Linked DNA regions of Homo sapiens: region 2 is linked to region 1. The links are chromatin loops, found by intact Hi-C in ENCODE. Cell type or tissue: Caco-2. All regions are shown on one strand. Each heading gives the region's core, and the rest is flanking DNA. Links, peaks and the distances in the headings are about the cores only. Region 1 has its middle 210 kb from the start of LINC02301. Region 2 overlaps LINC02301 (long intergenic non-protein coding RNA 2301).

What was found. Hi-C counts contacts between places; a loop is a spot of excess contacts. Peaks named below come from ENCODE experiments on the same cell type or tissue, not always from the same donor. Only the 100,000 strongest peaks of a DNase experiment are listed, where the experiment ranks them.
Region 2: a loop joins it to region 1, with 2.0 times the contacts of the local background. A loop is called at or near these places in 2 of 110 quality-filtered maps.

Annotation. Positions count from the first base shown.
Region 1 is chr14:82,851,323-82,859,673 of GRCh38, reverse strand. No RefSeq gene overlaps it. Among named protein-coding and RNA genes, the nearest start is that of LINC02301, 210 kb to the right of the region's middle. In Caco-2, for the core only: a CTCF peak has its summit at 3,662 (motif pointing left); no DNase peak of the experiment used is centred there.
Region 2 is chr14:82,706,245-82,714,595 of GRCh38, reverse strand. LINC02301 (long intergenic non-protein coding RNA 2301) reads right to left here. Exons shown (of 6, transcript NR_146650.1): 6 at 7,771-7,895. Among named protein-coding and RNA genes, the nearest start is that of LINC02301, 68 kb to the right of the region's middle. In Caco-2, for the core only: a CTCF peak has its summit at 4,138 (motif pointing left); a DNase peak (open chromatin) is centred at 4,135.

The DNA.
Region 1 (8,351 bases), core at 198-8,197:
TACAGGTCAAAATCTCTCTACAAAGCTATGTATTCTCTTTTGTTACTTGTAGGCTCCTGGCAATATATGTTGTCAAAACAACTTAAATGTTGCACAGTCATAAACCTAACCTTGTAGGTCCTCTAACTTGATGTTGCCTCTCTTCCAGCAACAACTACCCACCTAGACTTGCCAGAGTCCAATAATATTGGTTTCATTTATAGAAGAGGGAATGAAGTGAAAATAGATGCTATTAACTAGACTGGTCTAGGCTTGGGGAAAGTAGGGTTAAGAAGGTAGAATGATTTATTGCTATCCCTTCTAATAATTCTGTCTTTGTTAGATATATAGGTAGTTAAAGGAGATCATATGTCTCCCAAAAGGTGCTCTAGTGTTCCAGGAGTTTAAAAAATATTCGGACATTTATCTTTAAAAAGTCCAGTTTTTTGTCTTTTATATCACCAGCTGGTAGCTTGTGAAAAGTGGCCTTGTTCTCTTTCCTGCTGAAGAAGTTTAGAGAAATGGGCCAAGAGATGTCCGTCTCCAATTTGATAAATCATCAATCTAGATCACACTATTTTAGGGATCATGTCTATTTTTCCTCCATTTTTGTATAATGATGATTTTTTAACCTATCCACTGTCTTCTCTATGGTCCATGATCCCTTTATTAAGCCTTTTAAAATCCTTCTAATGATATGATTAATTGCAATGATTATTAACAATTCAATCACAAGAATACCTATGATGTACTGATGTTTTAAATGTCTACAAATGATGGTAATCTCTCTCTCTCTCTCTCTTTAAAATATGACACAATTAAAGGATATCTTCCTCAAGGATCATTCCCAAAGTACTGTCTGGTGCTCAATCAGTGATAGGAGAGTCTCTTTAGACTACTTTTTCTATTCCAAATAATGACATTCATTGTTCCTTAGCAAGTTGAACCCAGGTGTTCTCCGAGTAGAAATAGTCACTGTTAGAAGAAATATCCACAAGTTAGAAGAAAATATTGTTCTTACATTTATAAATTGTTCATTTCTTTAGTTTGTCACTATTAGTGTCAGAAAGGGCCTCTAGAATTTGTAGAAATGGCCCCTTGAGCTTATCAAAGATAAAACAATCAAAAATGTCAAACCTTGTTTTAGGCGGTTGCTATCTGAATACTGGTGCTGGTGGGGGAGGTTTGAAGAGAGTAGAGGGTAGGAATGATTAAGTAGACTGAAGTCAGAAACCTTGTGAAGTGGAAACAGATGGGGTGTATGCATTAGCATTGCTCATTTTAATGTCACTGCTGGTCAATGATTTGTTTCTGTATCACATGATATTTATTACTGATAACCAATCAGAGATTTAGGCAACTCGAAGATTCCCAAAAGAGGGAGAAAAAGAGCACATGTAAAAACTAGTGAAATCAGAAGAAGGCCCATACTTGAGTTAACAGAATTGTACCAATATCAATTTCCTGGTTTTGACAATGCATTATGATTACATAAGATATGATCACTGGGGAGAGTGGGGTGAACTGTACACAGCAACTTGCTATACTATTTGTGTAACTTCTTAAGAGTTGACTTACTTTAAAATAAGAAGTTTTTAAAAAACAGAGAACACTTAGGCTATCAATTATATTTTGTTTTAATTTCCAGAAAAAGGTAAAGGTGGCCAGGCATTTAATTGTTGAAAACACAATCAACAGAAATGGGTGAAGAACAGCAGAAGTGACATCTTTCCTTTAGTTTTTATCTTTCTAAATGTTTTAGATTCAAGAAAGTAGTACTTATATTTCACTAGCTATTGCTATCCTGGTAAGTGGTACCAGATTTGACAACACTGCTAATAAGGAGTTGTTCTTCTTAATCTAAAGCATATTTCAATGTTTTTGATCTTTGCATCATTTTCTATTGTGGCTCAGGGCATCATTTAGGAGCTCTTCCAGAATTCAGCATTTTTACCTAGTGGCAGCAGATTAGGTATTTATATTTGCCCAGGTCTTTCTTAAGAGCACTTGCTTTACACTTCTAAGAAATTTGACAAAGGTAGCAGGCTTGATGACTTAAATACTTCTGAATAAAGTTTGAAGTTAAACTGCCAATCTTCATAGTATCAAAAGATTTTGTCACAAATCGTGTAGCTTGGTGTGTACTTCAGAGTGTTGAATTTTTGCTTATTTCTTTTCTTTTTCTTTTTTTTTTTTTTTTTTTTTTTTTTTGGAGATGGAGTCTTTCTATGTTACCCAGGCTGGAGTGTGGAGTGCAGTGGTGTGATCTCAGCTCACTGCAAGCTCTGCTTCCCGGGTTCACGCCATTCTGCTGCCTCAGCCTCCCCAGCAGCTGGGACTACAGGTGCCTGCCACCACGCCCGCCTAAATTTTTTTTGTATTTTTAGTAGAGACGAGGTTTCACCATGTTAGCCAGGATGGTCTCGATCTCCTGACCTCGTGATCCACCCGCCTCGGTCTCTCAAAGTGCTGGGATTACAGGTGTGAGCCACCATGCCCGGCCGATTTTTCCTTATTTCTGAAATCACTAAAATATGAGACAGACCAATACTTTCTCACATTTGTCCTGAATTGTGAGCTCTTCCTACTTCCAGTGACACACACAGCAGTCTCACATTTACAACAGCACACACACACAACAGAGATACACTCACACACACGTACACACTCATTTTACGTTTCTTTTACCATCCTAAGAAATTCTTACATGAGAAGATATATAAAAATGAGAAACAATTGTCTGTTTGTTTATATTTGAAATGTTTGAAAAATGTATTCAGACATTTCTTAGATCTTTGCTCATTTTCTTATTTTGAGCTACAGTTGCTGTGTTTGGAAGCCAAAACAGTAAAAAAGTTTTTCATCTACATGCACCTCTAAAAATGGGAATTTTGTAGCTTTCTCTGAGTGCAGTTTTCTAGTTACCTTCTTTGCTTGCTTTTGTTTTGCTGTGGCCTTCTCTTTTGCATTTACAAATATTTCTTGAGCCCATAGTAATGCTTTCTCTGCGGCTTCAAAGATGAGTAGACCATAGCCCCACCCTATCTCACAAGAAATTCAGATTCTCTATACACGTCTAAGGAATTAATATTTGGAATAAAAATACAGCATCTTTATTACTTACCTGATAATTTTGATATATTATCTCAAATAATAATAATATTAATACCACCTTTTTTTAATTCCATGTCCTTTTAAAAAAATGATTTCTTTGATTTAAAGTTATTTAACTTTGACAAAAAAACTGCTAGAAACTGGGGTAGCCACTTGAAAGATGACACAGCTAAGCTTCAGAGAGAGTGTGATTGCCATTTTCCATACAACTAGATGAGGGCTAGAATCCAAAAAATGACTCAGATGCCTTTCAGCCGTGTGCTTCTACCACTAGGCTACAGGCATTGGGAGCGAACTGATGATGGATGTCTGTGTGTTAGAACAATGGGGCTGCTCTTTGGCAACTAAAGCCACAGACCAAACATTCCTAATTAAGATGTTGTCATTTTACCTAGGAGAAAAGCTTTGGCCAGATTCCAGCATTCCCATAAATAAAAGAGACTGCCAGAAATACGAGAAAGAATAGTTTCTAGCAAAAGTATCCTTACATGATTAAGAACATAATTCAAACTACAACCAAAGCTGATTTATAGGCCCACTGTACAGGGCTAGTTTATAATTGAGCCCTTTGCAAAGTGTACCTCCTGCTGGCCAAATATGAAATGACATTTGTAAAGTTGAAAATCAAGTTAATCTATTAGCAGCATATTCATTTTTCTGTCTCCAAAATTGATTATTTCTTCCAGTGAGGGAGACTTACTCAAATTTTGTTTATAAATACACCTTTTATGTCTCAGTGCCAGCCTTCAACACACACATATATGCACACTCCCATTCAACACTTGGTTCTGTCTTTTATATTGGTAAAAATCTGTTCTATTGTACTCTTTCAGGAAAAGATAAAAGAAAACCTTTTGAATATGAAATTCGAATTAACTCCTTCTGGCATTATCACAGACTTGGCTGCACTTTGTATGTCCCATCCTCAGATATATTTCCTCGTCCTTGGCTCTTTTCAACTGTCCACTGTCTTCTGTGTCCCTGGTGGCTTGCAGATCAGCAGCAACACACGTGTCTATTTCACTATTTAATCAGGTAATTCTCCAATGAAAACCATTAATATAAAATACTAAGTGACATCTTCTGGAATTTTTGTTTCCTAAAAGAATATCCACATCATGTTTTTAAATATGCAGAATATGGCGAGTTGACTCATCAACTCTGTAGTCAGGGCATTAAAAGAAACATCTGTGTCTTTTTCTTTTATGAGCAGAACCCCAGAGATGTCCTAACATTAAAGACCATTCCGAAGGAAATCCGCAGCTGTAGAAAAAGGCATGCTGAATTACTTCAAACTAGAAGTCTTGACCTTGTTCTTTTGAGATCTCCATAGGAATTCAGGTTCACAGTCCTAAATCAGATGAGTTTGATGGCTTGGCTTCATTCCATATGGAGGGCAGTGCATCTCCTGTGTGTCATAACATTAGTGCCATTGGAAATTCTCTCCAGAAGGAAGCCAGTGCCTTTTTTGCAGCTGCTGTCAGGGAACTACTTGTGCCTAATTACTCCTTCACTCATCAGCAGCTAGCAAGGTAATCCCTGCCGGGATTTTCTCAGTGTTTCTAATGGCAACAGTCACAGACACTGGGCTGCTTTGGAAAAGTCAACTGAGAGATTACCAGACTGAGGACAGGCTCTCCCAGCAGGAGCACCAGACTTTTGGCAATGAACATTCTTGGCCCCAAGCACCCCTTCTCCTCGTCCTCTGATATAGGTTCACATAATCCACCAAACCTTTAGGAAGGTCTCAACTGTCCCATATAGGCATGTTTCCCCCTTGACCTTGGAAGGGAAAACTGAAAAGCAATACCTAGACATCTGTGCGGGATCCCTGGCTCAGAGTGCAGAGCCCCTCAGCTTCATTGCTTCCTTTTTTCTTTCTCTGCAGGGGATTGAGTGAAATAGAAAAGCCTTCATTTTTATTAGCACCTCTCTATTTTGCTTTTAAAAAATATGGTTCTTTTTATGATGCATGGTACTTATTCAGTTTAGTTTGCCTCCTGTAAAATGATAAAATACATTAAGTTGTTCTATTCCCTTTGTTGTTTGAGTAATAACATTCCTTAGATTTCATATGGCAGTTTCTAGGCATTTATGATGGAGAAGAAAAATATTAACAATAATGAATAAAGAAATAAATCATGGGAGCTACAACATCTTGGCATTTGTTTTCCTTAAGCTTAAATCTGCAAGTGTTCCAGAAACTAAAGGCTCACAGCTCTGGAGCTGGGAGCCTACTTTGCCCCCAGTGGTGGAGAAGAGGTTAAGGATCAAGGAAGTCAGAGGGAGTCTGGAATTGTTTTCAAAATCTCAGTCACAATAGACCAGTTGAAATCTACTTACACTTTTTCTAAACATCCAGGATCTCGGTGTCTCTGCCTTCGGACAATCCGCTTACAGATTTTTGGAAATTCCATGATAATTTAGAATAAAATATTTCTCCCGCATTCCTTCTATCAGGAATTGAGAGCAGAAATATTGCAGAATTATAACCTTGGTTAGTGAATGAGAAACATAACTTGAATTTGGCCTAAGAATTCATAGAGTTAACACCCTTCTGTTCTCTTTTGGTTTCCTGGTAAAATGATATGCAGAAGGAAAATAATAACTGCATTCTTACTGGAGGACAGTTAAATAAGCGCACGGTTAAAATGGAATATGTATCTCTAAAACAAGTGAAGAAGAGAAGCAAGGATGTCATCTCAGAGCTTTTCAAGAATGGATTGGATCTTATTACAGTATTTCTCTTTACGGGATCATTAGGCCATGTTTTTCATTATTATTTTCTAATGTCTTTGTGTTTGTGAGGGGGATATTTCACTGGAAAGGAGATTTTTTTTTCAGAGTTTTGAGGAAAGTAGCTATTCAAAATGTTAGATGAACATAAATTAATCCCAGAAGAACACTTTAATCTTTAATCCCCTAAAAGGAGGTAAAGTAATCTCCCAGTTGGTATTTTCTGACTTTTCATAGCTCTGAAATTCCAATAGGGGTTGAAGGAATCTTTGTTTTATTGCAGACAGATGGACTGGGAATGGCCAACAAAATCCATTAAAATCAGTAGTTAGCAGAGGCTGAGGTGCCTTCAGCGGTGTAAGTATTCTGCCAACGAAAAGAGCTAGAATAAGACTTGCTCACCAAAACTTTTGTTCTAAAATGACTTGCTAGCTAAACTCTAAGGAGGGTGGAGGAAGTCAGCTAAGAATTTTTCAATAGAAAAGAGAAAAAAAACCCACAATAATTTTCTTCTTAAACCATAAACTGGATGTATCCTAAAGCATAGATTAAAAATAACGGTTTCTAACTGACACATGAAGAAGCAAATGGGTTGTATAGAAAGGCAAGAGTACGGCTAATATTTTTTTCCAGTTTTGCTACTGAATTTCCACTTTGCCATTTCTGATTGACATATCCAGGATCTGTTCACTGACTCTAAAAGTGCCGTAAGTAAAATCCTTAATTGGGAATGAATTGTGTATCTTTATCTTGGTAAAGTTAGAAAGCAAAATAATATAATTGGTACTTAAGAAATGACTAACATGCAATTAATATGTGCACATTCAGTTAATGTGAATAGAATAAGTCATGTATGTGTTTGGCAAGAACATTGACCTATTAACCTGGCTCCCAAGATTAAGCTACTAGGAACCCAGAGCGTTTGCAGGCAAGGTTGTCCTGCATCTTCCAAGAATGTACCAAAAAGTATTTATATAAAGATACAACTGACAAGAAAGAATTCAATACATGGGTATAACTGGGCTTTCTTTTATCCTCATAAGACTCTTTATTTGATTAGTATTCCTGATTGTTGTCAGTATGATGTTTATATGTAGAGAATACTATATTATCACCTAAATTTGGACAAGTCTTTGAGTAAAATAGGGATGCTAAAAATAAAAATTACTAATTTGCAAATGATTTATTGATTATAAACTTATTTCCTTTTTAATTTATATTTGTCATATTCTAATTATGATTTATCAATTATATTACATATATCTTGTACAGTTCTATTTAAATACTATTTTCAAGGATAAAATTATAACTAAAAACAAAAATAATATAATTGAGTCTATGAAAGCAAAATTTAAAAATATCTTTGCTATGTAAACACTAAAAAAGCAGAATCATTTTATATATTACATAAAATATAGTATACAACAGTTTATATAGTATATATTTATATATTATAAATTATACAATAATATAAAATATATTATAGTTTTATATGTTATATTAGATGTGAAATTTATCTAATTTTAAAAAGAGTTTAAACTAAAAGTTTGTCCCTAGGTGGAGACAGTCCACAGAGTCTCCATAGAATTTTAATATTAAATCTTATATACTCAAACTCCCTCTTTATTTATTTAGCTACTCACCTGCTTTGAGCAGATACTTTTCAGTGACTTCCTATTTGTATGCTTTTTCCCCAATAATTGTAATTTGCTAAAAGCTTGAAGAGCTGAAGATTTTTACAATGCATTAGTTTATTATTTTGATAAAAAATCTCCAAGCTTATTTTGAACTATACACAACAAAAATTGCAGAAGCTTATTTAAAAATAATTCTGTGCCATCGAGGGATGTTTTCATTGATTTTTAAAAGTCTTTCACAACCTCAGACATTTCTAAATTCTGGTTAAGGATGGGCAGCAATGAGAAAAATTATAAACTGCCATGTTCACCAAATTTTGTATTGAATGCTAGCTTCATCACAAACCACTCATTTACTACGCTATTTTTCTAATCTATCTATCTATCTGTCTGTCTGTCTGTCTATCATCTCTCCCTCTCATCTATCTACGTATCTATGTTTCTATGTATCTATGTATGTATGTATGTATGTATGTATGTATGTATGTATCTATCTATCTATCTATCTATCTATCTATCTATCTATCTGTCTATCTATCTATCTTTCCATACACCTATCTGTCTATTGTTGGATCTCAGAAAATCATATCCAAAATGCAGCACTTTGGCATCCTGAGTACTCTGAAATAAAGGAGACTGGAAAGCCTCAGAAGCAGCCTCAGAAGCAAAGTCTCTCTCTGCCTTCCTGTTCTTCTGTCTCCCACCCCTCTTTCATCCCTGACACAAGTCACACAAACCAGGGTTCTTCCTTCCCCAAAGAAAGTCATAGAAACTAGAGCCTCTCTCACCCAAAGCCAGCCATAACAGCTAGAAATAACCAGTCTTCACGGTGCATGTCTGTAGTCCCAGCTACTCAGAAGGCTGAAGTGGGAAGATCACTTGAGC
Region 2 (8,351 bases), core at 58-8,057, 140 kb after region 1:
TGCTGAGAATGAAGGTTTTCAGCTTCATCCATGTCCCTGCAAAGGACATGAACTCATTCTTTTTTATGAATGCACAATATTCTACGATGTATATATGTCTCATGCTGTATCATTGTTAATGTCACTCAGAACTACTGCTTTATTAAAGAAAATGTGTTGGCGTATTTGTAGAGTAGAACACTCTTTGAACACAAGTGTAATTTTAGAATGTCCAAAAATATTCACCCCCTCCACAAAGATCCACTCTTCTGTACCCTGTGGAGTCACATGTTTCAGTCCCTGGAACAATCTTCTTGACTTTCATTGCCTAATGTAAAATTAAAGTAAGTCCTGAGTAGCTGAGGAAATTCTCTAGCCTCTTACCATAGAGCAAACTTCTCTGCTCCAGAATAGTTCACATGTTTTTGCAAAAATAGATAATGTAACTCAAAAAAATGGAAATAAATGAGCTGTTTGGTCATTAACTGTGATGACTTACAGCAGAGTCTGAAAGCTTTTCTGAAGAAGTAATCTAAATCAGCTCTTGTTCATCTTAAATTTTGTTAAATTAACTTATTTTAAAATCTATAATTATTTGTTAATATTAATAATAGTTATGTGCCAGGCACTGTTTTAAATTGTGCATATATATTATATTTAATTTATTATATAAATGTATATATGTAATTTAATCTTTTATGTATATACATAATTTAATTTAAATGTATATACGTAATTTAATCTTTACACTAACCGTATGGTTAGTGTAAAATATGTACCTCATAAAAATATGAGGTACATATTTTTATGATCACAACTTTACAGCTCAAGAAGTAAGGCACAGAGAGGTTAATGTATTGCCTAAGGTCACAGAGCAGGTAAATAGAAGCTGACCACAGGTTATTTACTACGAGTTTCTTCTTTATAATGCCTATCTAATTAGAAATGAAAGGGAAGTATAAAGTCTTTCCCTATGAGGAAATAAGCCCGCACTAGACACTGAATCTGCCAGCACCTTGACCTTGGACAGTCCAGCCTCTAGTACTCTGAGAAATAATTTCTGTTCTTTATAAGCCACATAGTTTATGGCATTTTGTTATAGCCATCCAAATAGGTGGACTAAAATGGGATAATCTGAGAAAATGGTGTTGGACTTGCATTTTATTCCAAACAAATGGTCAAACTTTTCTTTTGGAACCAAAGGCCTTTAAGAAGATGAGTACCCTAGGTCTTTTTTAAAACATTCATTACAAAGTTTTCATGCTATTCATTCCTAGTAATGCAGTACATATGGCATCTAGGAACTAACAGACTTCATTTGAATTTAGGAGACTAAGATTTAAACCCTGACACAAACTGTGTAATCTGGATCATGTTAGTGGTTTGAAGTATTCAATATTGTAGTCCATAAAAATAAAAGTACTTCCCAGTCCTTGAATTTGGGAATGCCTTCTGTGCATAAGGTACTTGCTGTGTGTCAAGCAGAGTGTTAGACACCAGCAGAAAATTTGCAGAAAGTAGAATAAGAAACTCCTTGGTTAATATATTGTAACCTCTTTAAAGTTGAATATTTCCTCTCAGAGCTAATTTCACCTTGCTTGTACTGTCCTTGAAGCCACTCAAGACTACTAGATTATTTGGGAAATGTGTTGATGCTCATACATTCATAATGGGAGAAGTGCATACTTGGATGGAACCCTGATTCTGCTTTTCAAAGTCCAGCACTAATTAAAACCCCTGCAGTGGTCTGTGATTCCTCTCCTACTTACTTGCTGGCTCTATCACTTCACCATCCTCATGTATGCCTTCATTTTGTGCATAAAAGTCAATGAGGCTTGAAAGGGTGACCGGTGGATGTTTCTCTTAACGAACTCTGCTTGTTTCCAGCATGGCAGCTTGGATATTTGGAATAAGCCTGCAGGGCATTTTGTTTGCAAATATTGTCACTTTAGTCTCTTTTTACTTCCCAAAAGTGCTTGAAAATTTCAGCGGAAACTGTGTGCACAGCTGTCATCTCTGGGGCCCCTGCCATGCCCCCATCAAATGTTCCATTTGGCTTTGCAGTCTTTGTCATAGCAGCCACTTGGCTGTCTGCCACAGCATCTGGATATCTGCCCTGGTGTAGTACCTGGGCATCATAGGACTTACTACCACTAAGTATCATGGGGCAAGTTGAACAAGAATCACTAAAGTGGATTCACGGATTAATAATGGATAGTCCATGTCCCCAAAAGGCTCTAACCATCCATTAGGAAAGATGGGCATAAGCATAAATAACAACAGGAAATTAGTAAGATAGAATGCCTAATGATAGGGCAAGCAAACCAACTTCAGTATTTCAAATCGGCTCACTGGAGCTATATAGTGCGACATCCATTGTAAAATCTTAGCATCTTTGGGTTTAGTTTCCTCATCTGTAAAATAAAGATTGGACTTTATGTATCTAAATTCCCGTTCACTCCTCAAGTCTCATGTCATTGCAAATCAATACACCTTCCAGAGGTTGGATTTCTCCATTTTTAAAATAAAGACTTTAAAAATCACTAGCACAAGATTGGCACATAATAGGTAACCAGTAAATGATGTCTATCTTTGTAGTATTTGCTATTGTTATTTGAGTATAGATGGTCTGGGTGGTAAGATTTGTGGAGCTAACTGTTGGGTTTTTTGAACCCAATAAGTTCCATTGTTCTTAATGTGTTTTGTTTGTTTGTTTGTTTGTTTCAGAACACCAAGGCTTTTGTTTTTAAGAACTTTTCACTGAAATGCTGGCAAAATGAAGGTGTATATTATTGTTTGATGGGAATAGGGATACCTTAAACCTGTAAGCTAGTACCTCTAGTATCAGATATCATTAGGTAGAAAAAAACAAAGTAAAGAGGGAGGGGGAAGTCTTTGAGCAGCAATACAACTCCATCAAGAAACTGAAGAAAATAGGAGCAAAATTTCTTGCAAATGATAGAAGCCAAAACCAGACTTTCTTATCGGTGTCCATCCAAGGATCACTTATAATGCATACAGTGGACAGGAATGGCCACTTAAGAGTGAGAAGTCTACAGCAAGAAGATTCCAGGTGAAACAAGGAGAATGACCCCAAATGGAACAGCATCCCTCAGCTTCGGCAATTGTTTGCTATGTGAGAATGAGTTCCCAGGGCTGTCTGGCATCTGTTCATTTGATTGCTTTTTTATCAAAAGCCAGAAATCAAGATTCTTATGATAAGCTTCTTAAGCTTTAAATACTAGCAAATTATTAAATGATAAAAAAAATCAATGAATATAATCTTAATGAAATGTATATTTGAGGTAATGTTCCCAGAGTGCGGTCAGATAGACATGTCTGAATTTGGCTTTCAGGCAAGTTATGTGGAAGCAACACTTAAGAGAGAGAAAAAAAACAAAGTGGTGGGTAGACAGAGTAGACTTCTCTTCAATCTAATCTAACCTCATCTCTTTATCATTGAAAAATTAATAGCACTTCACTGTCCCTTAGATGCACTTCCTATGTCACCTATTCAAAGGATATTAAACATGCAATTCTATGCGTTTTCAGAGTGTAATGCGAGGGAGGCTGATGGTGACTCCCCAAATCGGAGATAAACGATCATAGGATATTAGAGCTGGAGTTGCCTTCATAATTGTCTCATGCAGTTCACATTTTAACATTGAAACTGAGTTTCAGAGAAGTTAAGAGATTCATCTAAAATCACACAACTTGTTAATAGCAAAGCTGGTACAATAATCCGTGTATTTTCATCTTGCTTGTAGAGAGTCCATATCTTCTGAATTTAGATCTTCTTTTACAAATTGTCCACTTATCCCAACCAGATATCAAAAAGTCAACCCTCTTTTTGTTATTAAAAATATAAAATCACTTGGGCCTGTCTTCAAAAGTTTCTCCACATGGGCAGAGGTTAGGAGTGTGAGGAAAATGGCCTCTGGAGCAACAATGATTTAAAGCTTGAGCCGTAGCCTTTGATCACTAGCACACTTTGCCCTGCTGTGAATTCCACAGATGGAGTTTTCTCGGGGAGCTATATAACTTTCTTGCTTATGTAGTTGAAATAAATCTAAACCCACTTACTTTGCTCTCCTGCCCAGTTTTTATTAACTACAGGTTGCAAGGCAAGTTTGGAGGCATTCGCTCCAGCCAAGTTTTGTGCATGGTACGCCACTGCCCTCTACTGGTGGTACTATTCAAACCCCTCCTTCTGTCTCCCAGGGATGTGATGTGTTTAGTCCCAGGTTAAGAGGGAAATTTTGTGATGCAGACAGTTCTTTTGGATCCAAGACATGCAAATAAAGGGCAGTAACAAATGATGTATTACATTAAGGAATTTATTTCAGGTAAATGAGTTTCACCATTTTCTGTGTTAATGTTTCTGTATCCCTGGTGAAATCAAGGATAAATTGTGTGTGTGTGTGTGTGTGTGTGTGTGTGTGTGTGTGTGTCTACATATTGGAGACATCAGGCCTGTGGGTTCATAACTGTGGAAGGAGAAATTAAACCAAAGCAAAACACCTGTTAACTTATGCCAGTTGGTCTTCTGCGGTGAAGGTGGAGGGAAGTTCTTTGAAATATTTACTGGTTTATATCAAGCATAGTTTCAAGTATAGTTGAGTTTTAGTCCTAGACCTTACTTAATATGTAGGTAATGAGGTTCATCTGGCTCAAAATATTAAACAGAAACTGCATTTTGCAACTAGTATAATCTATCTTCTTTCTCTCTTTTGAAACAGTGGCTCATAGATAGTCAAATGTATTCTCTTCTGTTTTTCATTAATGCTAAATTGAAGAAGAGTTGAATTTCTTTTTTCTATATTAATAGCACATGGATTCACACACTGAAGAGCCAATGAACAGGAATTTTGCAGGAAAAAAAGAGGATTTCTCTGTCAACATACCCAGGGTCTCAACAGTTTCTAGGTTATTAATGTGCCTCAAAAAACTGTAAGAGCTGCATATGTATTAAGGCAGCTAATCATTTTTCCATCAGCTTTGTGTAATCTTCCAATTCTGGATGCAACCAGTTTTCAACACATTGTGAAAGAAAGGCAAATGCTCTTGCAACTGGCCTCATGCCATGTAGCAAAACACAGACTCGGAACAACTAATTTGAAGCTGAAATTAATGCCTTTTTTAATTCTGGGGAAACTGTTCTCTTGAGAAAGGTGTTTTTCCTTTTTTTAACCTATATGTTACATGGGTGTCAGAATTACATATTTTCTCACAAGATTTTACATCAGCCCTGATATTTCTATGCTGATAAAAGTGAATCCATGTGACAATGGAAATATTTCCTACAGAGCATTTAAAATAAACATATTAAATAAAATTAGAATTCAGAGGGATCTCAAAAATAATACTTTAGGATTGATTACATAGGCACTCCTTTTATTTTGGTTGATCTATGTACCTATTTATCTATCTATCTATCTATCTATCTATCCGTCTATCAGTTAAATTGTAAATGCATCCATTTTGAATCCTATGGTATTTAACAGACTTGAACAGTTGGAATGGTCAAGTTATACTTTTTATTTGCACCTGCCTGAAATATACACAGTTATATGACAGTGGCAATGAAAATCAAATTTCTGTTCCACAGATAAGAAAGTAATTACTTATTATTCAACTTTTTAAGTGGTCAAATGTTTATTTCTTAATTGGACAACTACACTAAAAGTACTTGTTTGCTTGAAATAAATCTTGTGCCTAATTTTTTCTGTGTATTGGTGGCTAACTTAGTCAATTCCATCTTACTCTTCTTCAAAAAACGGCTTTATTGAGCTATCATTCACATACTATACATTTCAGCCATTGAAAGTTGCAGAATTCAGAGGTTTTTAGTATATTCACAGAGATGTGCAGCCATCACCAAAATCTAACTTCAGAAAATTTTTGTCACCCCAAAAAGAAACCCCACTCGCATTGGCAACCACTCCCCCATCTTCTCTCCCATCCCCTTCCCACCACCCTTTCCTATCCCTAGGGAACCATCAATCTACTTTTCTTGTCTATAGATGTGCTTTTCTACATATTTAATTTAATAGAATCATACCATATATAGTCTCTTGTGACAGGCTTCTTTTACTTAGCATAAAGACTTTGAGATTCACCCATGTAGTGGCACGTATCAGGTACTTCACTGCTTTAATGTCTGAAAAAAGTATTTCTTTGTATGTATACACCACATTGTATTTATCCATTCATCACATAACAGAATAGACATGAGGCTTTTTTAAATTTTTATTTTATTATTATTATTTTTTAGACAAGGTCTTACTCTGTCATCCAGGCTGGAGTGCAGAGGCACGATCATGGCTCACTGCAGCTTCAACCTCCCCAGGCTCAGGTGATCTTCCCACCTCAGCCCCCTGAGCAGCTGAGACCACAGGTGCAAGCCACCATGCTTGGATAATTTTTGGATTTTTTGTAGAGATGAGGTTTTGCCATGTTGCCTAGGCTGGTCTTAAACTCTGGCCTCAAGCGATCATCCCACCTCAGCTTCCCAAAGTGCTGAGATTATAGGCATGAGCCACCGTGCCTGGCCTGACATTTGGCTATTTCACTTTTTGGCAACTATGAATAATGCTGCTGTGAGCATTCATAGATACGTTTTTCATTTCTCTTGAGTGTATACCTCAGAGTGAAACAGTTTAGTCATATTATAACTCTTTGTTTAAATTTACGAGAAAATGCCAGCTGTTTTCCAAATAAGCTCCAGTATTTTACATTCCTACAGGTATTATGTGAGAGTTCTACTTTTTCCATATAATCTCCAGCATTGTCATTGTCAATCTTTTTCATTATAACCTTCCTACTGGGTAAAATTGGATTATATATCTCTTAGTTATTGAGTTGTAAGAATACTTTATGTATTCTAGATGCTAATCCGTTACCAGACATGTAATTTGCAAATATTTTCTCCCATTCTGTGGGTTTATCTTTTCATTTCTTGATTATACAATTTGCAGCACAAAATGTTTTAGTTTTGATCAAGTTCTATATATATATAACATGTGCTTTTAAATATATATATATATTTAACGTGCATATATATATATATATATATGTATATACACACACATATATATTTTTAACATGTGTTTTTGGTATAGAGAAAACACTGCCTGAACCAAGGTCACAAAGATTTATTCCTCCATTTTCTTCTAAGTGTTTTTTGTTTTAGCACTTACGTTTAGGTCTATAACCCATTTGAGTTAATTTTTGTATTTAGCATAAGGAAGAAGTCCAACTCCATTTTTTGTATGTTGTTATCCAGTTGTCCAGTACCATTTGTTTAAAAGACTATATTACCCCCAAATTAATTCTCATGATGTCTTTGTTAAAACTTCATTCACCAAGAAGACAATGGTTTATTTCTGGACTCTCAAGTCTGCTCCATTGACCAATATGTCTACTTTATGTTAGTGCCATACTGTCTTGATTACTGCAGTTTTGTAGTAAGTGTTGAAATTGGGAACTGTGGGCCTTCCAACTATGTTCTTCTTTTTCAAGTATCAATTATATTTTTCTTAATTGGACAACTTAACTGGAAATATCTCTTTGCTCTAAACTGAATGTTGTAGATGTTTCTTCCTATACATTGGTATCTGCTTTAGTAATTACCATCTTGTTCTTTTTGGTTAAAGCAAATTACTTGGTTTTAATATTATGTCTGGCAAAATTTACTATGCAATTTGAAACAAACATGAGGAATTTTAAAAAGATTGTTGCTTTTTAACTCACGTAATTTTGCTTCTAAACGTTCTTCCAAGAAAGGTACACACTGTGTGGTCTTCTTTGATGCAACTGGGCAAAGAGCCAGGATTGGAACTATTAGCTTTCACTGGGCCCAGGTCAGTTGCAAGTCAGGGGTTCCATAATTGAGAGAAAAGAATGAAAGAAACTGTCTAGGAAGAAAAGAAGAGTACCAGTGTAACAGGAAACAGAAACCAGCAAAATGAAGTAAGTTAACTATATTTTTGCTCATTTTTCTTTCCAAAGAAGCATTAAGTTTGATTGTTAGAACTATATGATGAGAAGAAAAAAAGTTTTGGTGAATGACCTTGTTCTCTTTATGGCAAGGAGGACACTAGAATTCTAATAAAATCTAGAATAATTTCAACATTTTCAAAAAACACTGTTGACTACTCTAAGATTCTAATTTTGAAGATAAGCAAGAACCCTAGATGAGATAAACAAAATTGTCCAGATGGCAGACACCCAAGCCACTACTGAAACTAAGATCTTTTAGCTCCCAGGTCAGATTTAATAAAGGTTTACCTTCAGCAGAAGTTACAACAAATAAGAGTTTTGTTTTAGAGGAAGAGTTGAGAGGAAAATAGAAAGAAACAACAGGAGACAAT